Regions from separate parts of the Homo sapiens genome. Here regions 1 and 3 are each linked to region 2. A link is a contact called in ENCODE Hi-C or POLR2A ChIA-PET data. All regions are on one chromosome and are shown on one strand. The core of a region is the stretch at or near the end of the contact, and the rest is flanking DNA. Distances in the headings are between cores, read along the strand shown.

Evidence for each region. A loop is a pair of places that touch in the nucleus more often than their neighbours do. ChIA-PET counts read pairs that join two places held with the same protein, here RNA polymerase II (POLR2A). Pooled maps may share reads with other maps.
Region 1: a loop to region 2 is called in a map of PC-9, with 5 times the contacts of the local background. The contact joins two enhancer-like sites. A Hi-C loop is called at or near these places in 10 of 168 maps with a recorded cell type or tissue (CD4-positive, alpha-beta memory T cell, CD8-positive, alpha-beta T cell, Caco-2 and 5 more) and 16 of 50 pooled maps. POLR2A ChIA-PET finds 5 or more read pairs at or near these places in 2 of 52 experiments (AG04449 and BJ).
Region 3: a loop to region 2 is called in a pooled map, with 2.4 times the contacts of the local background. The contact joins two enhancer-like sites. A Hi-C loop is called at or near these places in 1 of 50 pooled maps. POLR2A ChIA-PET finds 5 or more read pairs at or near these places in 3 of 52 experiments (OCI-LY7, WTC11 and activated T-cell).

What each region holds. Positions count from the first base shown.
Region 1 is chr9:21,504,448-21,509,428 of GRCh38, forward strand. All of the region lies in intron 1 of MIR31HG (MIR31 host gene), which reads right to left. Among named protein-coding and RNA genes, the nearest start is that of MIR31, 5.2 kb to the right of the region's middle. RefSeq lists an enhancer at 395-930. Within about 2 kb of position 2,550, at least 3 of the 41 ENCODE cell types and tissues checked have a DNase peak (open chromatin) inside an H3K27ac peak, as active enhancers do; they include PC-9, where a contact is called at or near this core.
Region 2 is chr9:21,787,550-21,792,189 of GRCh38, forward strand. No RefSeq gene overlaps it. Among named protein-coding and RNA genes, the nearest start is that of MTAP, 13 kb to the right of the region's middle. Within about 2 kb of position 2,067, at least 5 of the 41 ENCODE cell types and tissues checked have a DNase peak (open chromatin) inside an H3K27ac peak, as active enhancers do; they include PC-9, where a contact is called at or near this core.
Region 3 is chr9:22,236,626-22,241,338 of GRCh38, forward strand. No RefSeq gene overlaps it. Among named protein-coding and RNA genes, the nearest start is that of DMRTA1, 210 kb to the right of the region's middle. Within about 2 kb of position 2,491, at least 6 of the 41 ENCODE cell types and tissues checked have a DNase peak (open chromatin) inside an H3K27ac peak, as active enhancers do.

The sequences.
Region 1 (4,981 bases), core at 1,300-3,799, 280 kb before region 2:
AGAGGAGGATCTCTTTTTTCTCCCTCACAACCACGAATAAGCTGAAGAATAAATTCTGCCCTTTAAACACGGCAGGTGCACAATGATGTTTTACAGAAACAAATGCTTTATATGATTGAATCACATACAATGCTTTTGGGACACATAGGAAAAAAACAATTTTATTTAAGAGGATCAGGGAAGATTTCATCAAAGAAATGTAATCTTCACTGGGCATTATGGGATGGGCAGTTCTTCAGTAAAAAGAGAAACATGGAAAAATACACAAAATGGCATGACGATGTAAATGTGTGTTAGATTTTTAGAACAGTCTGCTTTGGTTAGGGCACAGGTACCTGGGAGATGCAAGAGGAAAAATGGTTTGGTGCAAATTTGTGGAGCACATTAATTATAAGGCTAAGGAGTTATGACTTTATTAAGTAAAAAAGCAAGACACTAAGATCATCAAATGTATGTTTTAGGAGGATAACTCTAGCAGACATGGAAAACAGGTTCAGATTGGGAGAAAGGCAGGAAATAGAGGCTGGGAGATGAATTAGAAGATTTTAAGCTGGCTGCTTGTGAGCTGGGTATGAACAAAGGCAATGGCAGCAGTAATGGGAAGCAGTGACTACCTGAGAGACACTGCAGAGATGTAGTCAACAGGATTTGACACATGATTAGATGGGGGGAGGAGGTGTGAGAGTAGGTGAGAAAAAAAATGAAAGGTAACATTCAGGTTCCCAATGTGAATGCTTGGCAAAGCTTTTAACCAAGATAAGACAAGAAGCCATTTAGATTGCAGTAGGATTCTGGTTTTCTAAGGATTGAGTTTGTGGTACAAATGGCACAGCCATTTGGGGGGATTTAAAAAGCAGCTAGAAAATGCAAAACTGCAGTAAAGCAGAGAAGTCTGGACTAAAAATGTTAGGTAGCACATCTTCAGTGTGTGTAAGAGCTGAAAACCAAATGGTAGATACAGATGCCCTAGGAAGAAAGAGAAATCAAGATTTAAAAGATTGGAAAACTATTGAAAATCTGCTTTAAGAGGAAGGGTGAATTCAGTGACTAGTCAGAGAGAAGACTGAGAAGACAGTTGTTAGAAATGTGATGAATAAGAGTAGTGCCATGAACATCAAAAAGGGAGCCTTGAGGGAACTAATGGTCAACAATGCGAGTGACTACTGGGTTCGCTGATGATTCAGTCATGAACACCTCACCTTTGGAAGCAGCAGTTCCAATCTAATTATGAGAACAGAGGATAGATTGTAACGGGTCATGAAGAAACAGATGCAATAAATATTAGCTCTTTTTGCTAGAAGTTAGGGCACAAAGAGAATATGATGGATGGGCCAGTAACAAAGAGGAGTGACAGCATCCAGGGAAGTTTAATTTTTAGATACACGAGAGGGCAGAAGTGAATAAACCTGTGGAGAGAATGTGAATATCCAAGAAAAAAGTTTTGTTTCATGAGACAGTGACATTAAATCCTTCAATGGCCCCTCATCTAACTTATGATATTACTTGTACTTTTCATAAGGCTTAGGAGACCTGTGTTGGGCCCCGTCCGTGTATTGCGCACCCCATTTCCTCTTTTCACCGCTATTCTCAACACTCCAGACATGTCAGTTGTTGATGTGCCAAGATTTCTAGCTTCACAGCTCTCACATATGCTGTCTGGGATACTCTTCCCCTGCCCCGCGACCCCCCCTTTTTTTTTTTTTTTTTTTTTGCCTGAACTTAAATAATATTTCTTCCTTAAAGTGGTTTTCCTTTACCACTTCCTGTCTAAATTAGGTGTCTTTGTTATGTTTCCATACACAAACAAGAAAGTCCTTCGCCATAATAATCAAACTTGCAATGGTTATCTTTTTTCTTAGACTGCAAGTCATAGAAAGGTACGGACTATGTATGGTACATGGGAGGTGCTGAATAAATACTGAATGATGAATAAATAACTGAAAAAATCTAGGTCATGGCACAGGAAGTCAGGAAAAGGCTTTCTGTGCTTCTAATAAAACTGCTAGAACTTTTATATTCAATTCAGGTAATGATGCAGAGAAGAGTTATCTAATTCAAAATAATTATAAGCACCATGTAATAACTTTGAATGTGTTACATTTAGGGAAATATGCATCTATAGACTCTAATATTTCAATTTTAATATATGGGCTTTCTCTTATTATTGGATTTGTGACCTTACCGCCAATTATATTTGCTTCCTTTGTTTTTTTTACCTCTTTTTCATTCTCAAGTACCGATTGTTTTTTCAAGTACACTAGACCTGGATCTCCTTCCCAAGATAACCTCTGTCTCTCCAAGATCCTGCAATAGCTCAACACAATTTTTTATGACAAGTCTCCAAAGTCCAATATTTGAGTTTCTTATACACGTTTTACAAATCAGGAAAGGTTTGCAAGAAGAAAGGCAGGTGAGAAAACACAGGCAGGGATCATTCTGGGTCACACAAATTCCATGAATGCTCTTCTATAAAAACTTTCAATGGCCAAGTAATTAACTTGGAATCAGCAAGTCAAATCACTCATTTTTTTGCAAAGTTCAGCAATTAGATAGAACATATTTCCAAAGAATGCAAACCACGAAGGTGGCTTGCTTCCAAGTAACTACATCATTTTCCTGTAATGCCATCCCAGTTGGTTTCCTCATGCATGCTTGATGATTCTCCTCACTATGCATCTTTTTGGACTTCCAGATTTTGACTCCTAAACTTATCAAATTAACTTTATTGACAGAAAGGGTTTCTGCTTTTGTTGGATACATGTAGATTATGTGCCTGCTCAGACAGTGTAAACTGCCACTCTTTGGTAATCTTATCTTCAAATAAGGACACACACCTGCCCTGATACTTACTCAAATACTTACTCAGATTGACTAATGAACTTATAATGAACTTTCTTATCATTTACCAACTGGGCTTTGCTCTCAAGGACATAAAAACTATGATCTTTACATCTGGGACATATCAGTAATTCTTAACAGTAAAAATATATGACCATGTATGCAGTTCATGGGCAAAGTCCATTAACACTCACTTAAAACTAATATTTTCTTCATCCAAGAGTAATAACTAAACATACTTCTTAAACTGAACCATGCATTCAAGAAACCTTAGGTAACATCTAACGTGTTATCTATAAAGTCTCCCCCAGCTACGCGACAGGAGGATCTTGCTTACCCACATTCCAATTAGATTTCCCAAAGTTTGGCTACTTGAGCAGCACTTTCACAATTTTTGTCATATTCCTTGACTATAAATGCCTTAACATTTTATTTAAATTAATTTTAAAAATATTAAAACAAATTTACTTTTAAAAGGAGATGCTGTGTATTTTTCTAATGTATATTAATATACAAAACATTATATAGAAATAAGAACATCATGTAGGTTTCAGTGAAAACTAAAAGTACTTTGGTTTTAATGCTTTGGTTTTGTTTGTTTTACAAGACAGGGTCTTGCTATGTTACTCAGGCTGGCCTTAATTCCTGGGATGCAGCCATCCTCCCACCTCAGCCTCCCAAGTAGCTGGGATTATAGGTGCATGCCACTGTTCCTCGCTTTAATATGGTTTTGAGACAAGTATTGATTCAGTAGGAAATCCATTCTAGTGGATCCAGCCAGTCTGCCCTACCTTTCTGCTTCTGCATTCCTAGATGAGATACCTGAAAGGGGATGGACTCAACAACACAAATCTCCTATCAGTCTAGCTGCTACAAATACAATGGTAAACGATTAAAATCCTACAAATTAAAACAGTATAGCCAGGCTTAGAATAAAATATTTTAATTTTTTAAAAATTTTAATCATTTCAAAAGCAAACTTTTGTAGGAGTGAAAGGAAAAACGGAGGGTTGAAAAGAATTTATAAGCCATATCTTAGAACTTTTATTTGTACAGCTTCTTACCATTCTCAAAGCAGTTTTATATACCTTACCTGATTTGAGTCTCATAATAAGCCAATAACATAAAAAGCAAGTATATGAGTCATAGAATAATTATCATTTTATTTCTAGGCTTTTAGATAGAGTAAGAGAAGCAGGACCTTTCCTCAAGATAAAACTAAAATACCACGTTTCTTCTGTTTTTGACTGGAATTATTTAGCAAATAAGTGCTTCAGGTTGGATGAGAACAAAGGTTATCTGCCTTCTATCCAGAACTCTGCTTTTTTTCTCACATTTAAGTTAGACAAAAACAACATAAAACAATAAAACACTGAAATAAATTTAAATACAATTACTAAAAAAACCCAACTTTTTTTATAAATTGTCTTCCAATTTGCTTACATAGTTTTCACAGCTGTATTTTGCTTTTCCCTCTTTTCTAATACACCATATAATCTCTTCTACTATTACCCCCAATTTACAAATAAGAAAACAGATTAAACGATCTGCCCCAACTCATGTACATGGTTACAAAATGGCAGAAATGGGACTAGGACCCAGATCTTTGTGCATTTCATTCTGACACTCCTACTACTACACTACACTACCTCATAAAGGAAAAGACATCTCAAATTTTTTAAAATCTGCAAAAATAAGAAATAGCTCAAGATATGATCCTTTAGTTTACAGAAAGACTTATCACAGTAAGAGTCCTAAAAATCTTGAAAATTCCTTCTGCATAATTCGACCTAGTCTGTAGCCGAAAAGAGCTCATATATCATTTACAATTTGACAAAAATCCTAGAGAAAGAATATTTAGAGGTAAAGGATTTGGGTCAGTATCAAGGCAATCAGAAAAGAAAAGAAAACATCTTGAAAATTATAATATGAGCCAATGGAGAAAAAAAGCATTGAAGTTAAAAACTCTGTGGAAGCGTATCACCATCACCCCATACATGGTGCAGTGAGTGCTCCTGTGAATAGTTATAAGGCTGTTTATGTAAGGCTCAGTGTAAGAAGGACAATTACAAAGCCTTTTTCCAGTTTTTCATAAGCACAGATACAGTCGGAAAGCAGGCTGCATTTAAGACCACGACCAAGT
Region 2 (4,640 bases), core at 817-3,316:
GACGTAGGAAGGTTCCCAGAGCCCAGGAGTTTGAGGTCCCCCTGGGTAATACAGTGAGACCTTGCCTCTAATAAATAAATAAATAAATAAATAAATAATGAATGAATGAGCGAAACAAACCTCATCTAATTTCCAAATTAACCCTTGGATTCCTGTTTCCAATGCTAGACTCTGACCTATGTCCGCCCGAAAGGCTTCATCTCTCACTCTGCCCCCTTATACTCACACCCTGTGCTCTAACCACATTCCAAGAACGGCAGCTCTTTGAATGTACCACACTGGTTCCTACTTTGGTGCCCTTCAACACATGTTGCCCAGCCCTGCCTTCACTACATGTCCAAAAGCCCTTCCTTGTTCCCTTTTCTTGCCTGCAAATACATATTGCACAGTTCAGCTCAAGGGCCTTTCTTCAAGGCATCCCTCACCCCTACCCAGGCCAAACTCACCATACCCTACCTTGTCACCCCCTATCCCAAAACTGTATATAACGTCCTTATTATATCTATAACATTTGGCTCTTATTTATTTTCTTTACTCCTCCTAAAAGACTCTAAGTTCCCCAAAGGCAGAGACAGTATCTTTTCAATCTCTATTCTCAGCACCTCATGCAGTAGCTAGTATACCATCATCATCATCATCATAATTAACACATTCAGTACTTACCATGTTCCAAGTGCTTTACAAGTATTAACTTGAACTCTCACACAAACCCTGGATAATCACCCTAATTTTACAGATGAAGAAACTGAAGCTGAGTGTCATAAGCTTCAACACCAAATAGTGTAGAGTCAGAGAGTATGGGTCTAGACCTTGCTTCTCTATCATGTTTTCTCCCATATGGCACAGTGGTTTTGTTTTGTTTTGTTTTTTTGTGTGGAAATAAAATTAAACCTAAGGTTCATTTCCTAGTAGTTGATCACTTCAGTATTTCCAATCTCTTTCTTATGTATCTTTCAGTTGCTAATAAAATAGAAAGCTCAGAGATAGTTTTGCCAAGAAGAATTTTATTAAAATACTGCCACTTAAGGACTCTAATCCCACCCAGCCCTCCTGAATTCATCTGGTCTTGATTCAGCCTTGGTGAAAACAGGGTGCAGTCTGACCTACCGATAACCCCATTAAGCAGTTTCTTTTGATGCAAACAGCAATTTAAGCAAATATGCCCTTTTGTTTTCTCTAGAGCTCTTTCTTATCGTAGTAATATCCAAGCTGAGCTTCATGTGGGAAATCAAAGAGCCAAAGACAGGGACTTTTCATTATACACAGAAATCCGACGGAATGCTTTTTATTCCCATTCAAGCAGTTACTACTTATCTGCGTGACTAAGGTATGGAAGATCTAAAAAGAAACTAAGTGCTAGTCTGGCCTCTACTCCTTCACCCAGATGGAAGTTTCACAAGCACGTTTAAAGCTTCGGGTCAAGTGCTGTCACTCTCAAAAACCAGTGGGTCTGCATTTTCCTTTGCACTACAAGTACTCTAACTACAGACATTGTTCCGGTTTTTATCTGATTATAAGTATCCAACTAAAGTAGTTAAATGTTTAGAAAAGGTAAATAACTGATAGTGCATAAGGGAACCTGAAGTACTCTGTTGACACTTAAATTATATAGCCAAGGACAATGGAGGAAATCATTTAGTGCTATTAATCAGTAATCTAACAGTATTGTGTCTGTGTGCAACTGTCTTTCTTTTGGCTAATATCTGTGAATTAATTGGTCATTGAAAAATCTGATAAAGGAATATTCTAAAAGTACACAGTGAAATCCAAATTATTTCTATCAATTACAGCTCACCTTTTCTGAGGCTTAAACTTGACATGTAAAAACATTTTAGTTATCTGTTTCAAAATGAACAATATACCTCTGGTTAAAATTCTACCTTTTAAAAATTAAGGTATTTGAGACCTACAGGGATTAATTCTCTACTTAATATTTACTTTACTTTAGTAGTTTTTCTACAGAAAGTTTGTGAAAGATTTCATCCCCTATATATGTTTCTTTATCCTCCAAAATCTGGTCCTACAACTGTACTCCTTGACCCATAAGGTCAAGTGGTGCCATCTGCTGGTCATAAGAAGTGGTGTCATCTGCTGGTCATTGGTATATAACTATGAGAAAAACCACGTGCACTGTTGTAGAAGCAACTTAAGTAAACTGCAGTAGAGTACACTTACCACTTTAGAATTAACCTTTAAGTTATAACTTCTCTCTTTCCCTTCCCCCTTTCTCTCTCGCACTTTCTCTTATGAAGCCAATATGACTCAAGTTTTAGACTATTTTAAAAGGCAGGTTTGAGAAAAAAAAAAAAGAAAGCAAACTTTTGATGCCCCCTGGTGTTCAGGTTCCTTAGCATTTCTGAACTTCCTCTTTTGCTAAAACTAAAACCATAATAATGTGTTCTTCATTCATTCATTCATTTAGTCATTCACTTATTCATTCATCTAATGAACATAACTATATCATGAACCTATGAATTACACTCTATTTGAGATAACTGGATACCAAATTGTGGCCAACATGACAAGGAAAGAAAAATGAAGAATCTCAAGACAAAATTCAATTGAAATCTGTTTTGAAGTGTCCTTTGAGTTTGTCAGTTCAGTTGTAGCAAATCTGTGATGGCTGCCCTTATAAGTAACCTGAGGAAGAGAGGAAAAGAGGGTAGAAGGTGAAGGGAAGAGAGGGGAGGAGGGAGAGGATGGGCTGGATCAGTGAACATAATATAATCCACTCATGACACACAGAACAGACAACTTGTTGCTTCCTCTTTAAGTGCATTATAAACTAACACTTTTTTTTTTTTTTTTGAGATGGAGTTTTGCTCTTGTTGCCCAGGCTGGAATGCAATGGCCCAATTTCAGCTCACTGCAACCTCCGCCTCCCGTGTTCAAGCGATTCTACTGCCTCAGCCCCCCAAGTAGCTGCGATTACGGGCATGCGCCACCATGCCCAGCTAATTTTTGTATTTTTTAGTAGAGACGGGGTTTCTCCATGTTGGTCAGGCTGGTCTCGAGCTCCCAACCTCAGGTGATCCACCTGCCTCGGCCTCCCAAAGTGCTGGGATTACAGGCGGAAGCCACCGTGCCCGGCCGACACTTTTAAATAAAGAGATAAATGAGCTTGATGGGAATATATTACTTTACGAGCAAGATTTGTGTCTAATGCTTTAACTTAATTGTGGCAATTATTGTCAGATGGTCTAGGAAAAAATTGTGTATCTGGTACATGACTTTTGGGGAGCTCTAGGAAGCCCTCAGCAACATCATATTTCCCTTTGCACACCTCTGCTCCAGAGATATTTTCACAGTTGGATAAGATGCTTCTTAGATGATCACCAATACTCCATGCCTACTCATCAGTCCAGCCACTTGAAACAATCACCAGTACAACAGGACCGCCATATCTCCATGATATGAAATGAAGAGCTCATCCACGTGCCAGGAAGGTGGTGCACCCCAGCTGAATGGGAACAGAAGTTCCTGTGCTCAGGACCCTTCTAGACTTCACTTTATGTATCTTTTTATCTGGATATTTATTCATATCCTTTCAAATACCCTTCATAATAAATCAGTAAACGTGTTTCCCTGAGTTCTGTGAGCCACTCCAGCAAATTAATCGAACCCAAAGGTGGGGGGAGGAGGTTCACGGGAACCCCAATTTGAAGCCAGTCAGTCCGAAGTTCCAGAAGCCTGGACTTGCAACCGGGGGGAAGGAGGGGATGGGCTTGTGGGAGTAAGCTCCTAACCTGTGGGATCTGATGATTTATCTGGGTAGATAGTTGGAATTAAATTAGAGGACACCCAGCTGGGTCCTCCTGCAGAATTGACTGCTTGCTTGCTGGAGGGGGAAAATAAACACATATTTTTGGATCACAGAAGTCTCCTGTGTTGATTGTTATGGTGTGAGAGCACAGGAAAAATGGTTTGAGAGTTTTTCCTAAACAACATGATATACACGTACCAAAATATCACTGTATCCCACAATACATACAATTATTTTGTGCCAACTAAAAATAAAAGGAAAAACAAGAATTTAAAAATCCTAGCATGGTACTGGCATAAAAGCAGACATATAGAACAGTGGAACCCAACAGAAATTTCAGAAATAAACTCCTATTTGTGGTCAATGTAGTTTTGACAAAGATTTCAAGAACACACAGTGGGTATAATGACAGTCTCTTCAATAAGCAGCGTTGGAAAAACTGGATATCCACCCACAGAAGAATGAAATTAGACCCTCATCTCACTCCATATACAAAAATAAACTCAAAATAGATTTCAGATTTAAATGTAAAGCCCAAAACTGTAAAATTTCTAAAAGAAAACGTAGAGGAAATGCCCTGTGATACTGGTCTGAACAGTGGTTTCTTGGATACAACATAAAAAGCATAGGAAATAAAAGAAAAAATAGACAAATGAGACTGTATCAAACAGAAAAATCTTCTGGACAGCAAAGGAAATAATAGAGTAAAGGAACAACCCAAGAATTCGGATAAAATATTTGCAAATCTGTCTTCTGATAAGGGCCTAATATCCAAAATATATAAGGAACTAAAACAATTCAGTAGCAAGAAAACAACCTGATTTAAAAAATGGGCAAAGGACCAAAGTAGACATTTCTCAAAAGAAGATAAATGGCC
Region 3 (4,713 bases), core at 1,241-3,740, 450 kb after region 2:
GGGAGTTGGCTCTGGGAATCAATTTTCCTTCATTCTATTGGCACTTCATCATTGCTCTCCTCCATTCATACAAGAGCACTCCAATTTTTAAAAGTTTCAGCCTTTCTACTCTTAAACATTTCAGCCTTTCTCTCTTAAAAATTGGTCTCTATGGCAGCAGAATAAGGGGAACCAGCAGTGGCAAGTTAGTCTTGCAGAAGAGAAGGAGTTCAGACTTCAGACTTGACCATTCTTTGTCAAACCTTGAAGCTCTGCCCACTAGCTCTGTGCTAATGGATGCTTTGGGAAGACTTCATTCCATGGGAAATGGAGTTTACTGGAACAGAATATGGATAATCTTCTAAAAGAAAGAAAGAGACAAAAGCAGGGATGATCACAGAGTGTTTCCTGTCTCTATACACTGAGACATATTGGGAATTTCAGTTTCTGAAGATCCAAGAAATAATAAAAGGCCTAATTTCCCATCTTAATTTCAGGTTCAGTTTTTTCCTAATTCCCAGGTCTCTCAGGCTCTCAGGCATGCACAGGGCCTCGTTCAAGTTATGTCAGAAGAAATCGCTATTCACTTCAAAGAAAGTTCAAACTTCTCTAAGCATTAGTTTTTCTGATCGTAGATATAAATAATTGTCTACACCTTTTACAGCTGTTTAGAGTTTTAGAACTAATGCTTATAGATCCTCTTAGCACAGGTTCAGTGATATTCTAAGTGCTCCCTTAATGTTAGTTTTTACCTTGGAAGGGAAAGTTGGATAGGTGGTTACTTGTTTGTATGTATGGTTTACTTCTATGTCCAGGCTTCCATGTATACATTCAGAAAATACTTCCTTGATTCTTTTTCGCTATTTGTTTTTTACACAAAAACGAAGAGGCACGCTGTTATATGATTATTACTATGGGTTTAGTTAACACACTTTGAATTAGATGTTGTGGACCCCACATTTCTTTTTTTTTAGTGACTTGCACTCAGAGAGTTTGGTTAGAAAGTCACTTTGGTCTTGAGGGAGATAAACAACACATCCCCAAAGGGCAACCTGGAGTTGCCCTTTGATGTGATAGTTGCCCTTTGATGTGATAGTTAACCACATCAGTTAGTGAAGTGAGTGAGGGGAGGGGTAGTTTGATGAGCTAGCTCCCGCAAGGAGACAAGGTATCCCCCCACATTAACCTCATGCTTTGTGTCCCAAATCAGGACAACTTTGACTCATTTCAGTCTTTATTCCTAGGCAGAAGCAAGTCTTAGTCCATGCCAGTTTATCCCTTGATCTGAAAATAGTCTCTGGCTGTCAGACACAACTATGTCTGAAATTAAGATTAAGCCCTATGAGTCTTCAGTGAACAAAATGGAAATAAATGCTGAAAATCCCCCTACCTATCTTGAAAGCATACCCTGGAGTGAGAGGTTGTTTTCTCAATTAAAATTTATCTTTTCAGGTGTTTTGTAGAAGTCTAAAGACTCAGTCAGTGGGCATGAGTCATCTGGCTGTGGTAAGATTAGAAATTCCTAACACATGATATAGGAGGCCAGTGCTCCAGGAGGCAGAGAAAATGAAGGAAAACAGCTTTCTACAGCTCTTACCCCCACAACCCCCATCTCTCTGTAACTTAATTTTTCTTCTCAAGTTTCGAACAAGTACAGATAGAACAACTTGTTTTCTAATCTTTTTCTCTTTTTCTCATTCCTCTTCTTTCTTTATTCTTCTTTTCCCCCCTCTTTTTGTTTCCTTTTCCTGACTCTTGAAAACCATGGCAAGTGCTTATTATTTCAGTTGAATATGTTAAAAATTGTTATCAAGAAGTTGATTTTTTGTGTATAAAAATGGTGAACTAAGATACTGTTAAAAGAGTGGAATAAATGAAGAGGAGAGACAGAAGAACCAAAGATGGGAAAAGGACTGGAAAAGAAAAAGAGACTAAAAGGAAGGTAAGGGGCGAGGAGGAAATGGGCCTCTGAGCCTGTAGAGACCAATGGGGACTACGGAAGTCTGAGTTTATTTAAAAGACTAACTGGGGAACATACTTTGCTAAGTTGTGCTTTTTCACTAGCTAATATCATAACTAAAAAACCAAAGGTATTGCAGCTTCTATTTCAGGAAATCGCAATCCAACTATTCAATTTTTTTTTCAGCTGTTTTGATGTTAAAAGATAGGCCAGAGCACAGGTTTTGTGCATTTGAAATTGCTAAGTAGCTGGCCCCACGGGTTATTCACTCACAGTGCTCTTCAGGTGACTGGTCAGTGTTGGTGAGGATAATGTTTCCATTGCTCCTTCAGTCTCTTTGGCCTGCTTTCCTGAAGGAGAGTAATACAAATCCTAATTAAAATGAAAATGAGAAGTTACTAAAATGCCCTTTCCTTTACAGAACTCTATTTCATTTACAGAGGTCGGATGTTCGTGTTTAACTACCAAATCCCTCTATCTCACTTAGAGCTCAGGAGTCAAATAATCTAGACAAATAAGTCAATGTAGTTCCTAAAAGTGCCGAAGTACTTTTCTGCCATAATTTTTTTTTTTTTTTTTTTTTTACTTTGAGGACATCTAGCGGCGGTTTAGTGGCTGTGTTCTTCAAAGGCAAACTGGAAGAAACTTCAGGACATAGTAGCAATGGCAGAACCTATTTTTCTGAACACCTTCACACTTACAGTGATTTATCTTAAGCCTGAAGACAAAACTGCTGTGGTCCTGGAGGATAAACAGGCTCATTCCAGAATCTGCAGCTAAATCCTCACTTCCTTCTTTCACTGTTATCAGACAAAATTCCCTTGGCCTAATTGTTTTATGGGTAGTTTTTAATGAGCTCGTTGTTTATTGACACAAATAGATCTCCTTTTAAAGACTACAGAATGGCCACAATCATGTCATTTCATCAACTAATTAACAGATATTGATAGCCTGCTTTGGGTGGATATTTTGAGGGTCATACTAAGATAAGACAAAGGTTTACGTGAAAGGGAACTTTTGACCTCTTTATTCTGTTTGGGCTTGAATTTTATTGGGTAGCATCTTCATCGGTGGAAAGAGGGCAGGTCTTTTTCAAATGCTGGTGGTGAAAGACTTCAGTTCTGTCCTCAGAGACGAGGGCCTAATAATCTGAGTTTTCCTTTCCTCATTTGTAAATGAAGGTGATTATACTTAGTTCATAAGGTGGTTGTGATGATGATATGAAACCTGAAGACAACTCACATAGTGTCTAGTATCTGGAAGACACTAAAAAATTTTTAAAACCCCTTGTCTACTCCCCTCACTTCACCCCATGCCTTCGACATGGCCCTTGCTGTAGTGGTCTTCTGGGCAAAAGTGTTCACTGCCTCACCCAGAGCCCTGCAAATGCCACTCTGATCCATCTTCATCTGAGTCTTTGGAGCAAACCACATCTCACAGCTTTGTAATTCTGATCTACTGACTTGCCCTGGATCTTTCATACAAACCTGTTCTATAAGATCAAGGTAAATCACACAAAATAACTTGTTAGGCAGAGTTTCTGATAGTTATGATAAGCAGCATCAAAACTGGCTATTTTAGCAGTAAATTCCCTGATAATCATGGGTTCAAGAAGTGACATGTTCAGCTTGTTGACATGGGAGCTGTTGATATCTATATTTTTCATTTAATGTAAATTTAGACAAGGTGATTTCTAAGATCCTCACTGCATGTAACAAAGTTCAAACATTTTAATTCAGTCTCAAAGAGCCACTCTAGTCTACTCACTTCTTTAGATTTATCTTAGGTCACTGTTGCCTTGCTCATTATATTCCTACCCATTCATTTAAAAAACTCTTTTTGAACTCACTGAGCTCTTTGCTACCTTTTGACACTAGACATAAGTTTTCTTCTTTTTGGACTCCATGTTTTATTCTTCATCTGGCTAATTCCTTCCTATTCATCCTTTGGCATCAGCATAAATATTGCTTTATCAGAGAGATTATTTCTGACCCTAATCTAAATTTGGTCTCTTCCTTTATTCTCTCTCCTTATACTCCTCCTTCCTATTATAATTTCTAAACATGTGTTTGTGATTTTATTTGTTCATTTATTGTCTGTGTCCTCACTAGAAATGTATACTCAATGAGAATAGGGACATATCTGCATTATTTCCAATGTCTAGCAAGGTGCCTGGTTCATGCAGGGCATTCAGTATCAAATGGCTGAAACTCAACCCTTCTAATAAAAAAGTCAATGGCCCTATGACTCATTTCTACACTTTAACACACTCCACATTTCCCTTGACAAAACTTTTGTTTTGCTTAGTAGCCCTCTGGGGAATCCCCTTGCCTCAGATTATTTTTGGTTACTGACGGTTTCAATTCAGCAAATCTTGATTTATAAGAAAGATTTCTTAAAATAATCTTCATTTTTCTCCATTCAAAAAATTATTTTTCTTCTTAAACAGGCAATTCAGTGTAGGTTTTTAACATATCTTTTGTGCAAACTTATAATAGTTCAAATCCCATTGGTACAAATTCCCTCACAACAGATATCTTTGCACAATGAAAAGATTTTTTCAAGCCCTCAGTTTGTGGGCTGAGAACGACTAAAAAGTTGAAGTCTGTTCTCTAGATTCTTGTCAGTGAATAATGTGCAGTTCCATAGACCTTATTCTTGACATGTGACTAAGCCTTACCTACTAGTGAACTATTAAGGAAGGTATTAAGGAGTGCTAAAATGTGGTATTCGTAAGCACCAGAGTATTAATCAAGCTTCATGAGGATTTGAAT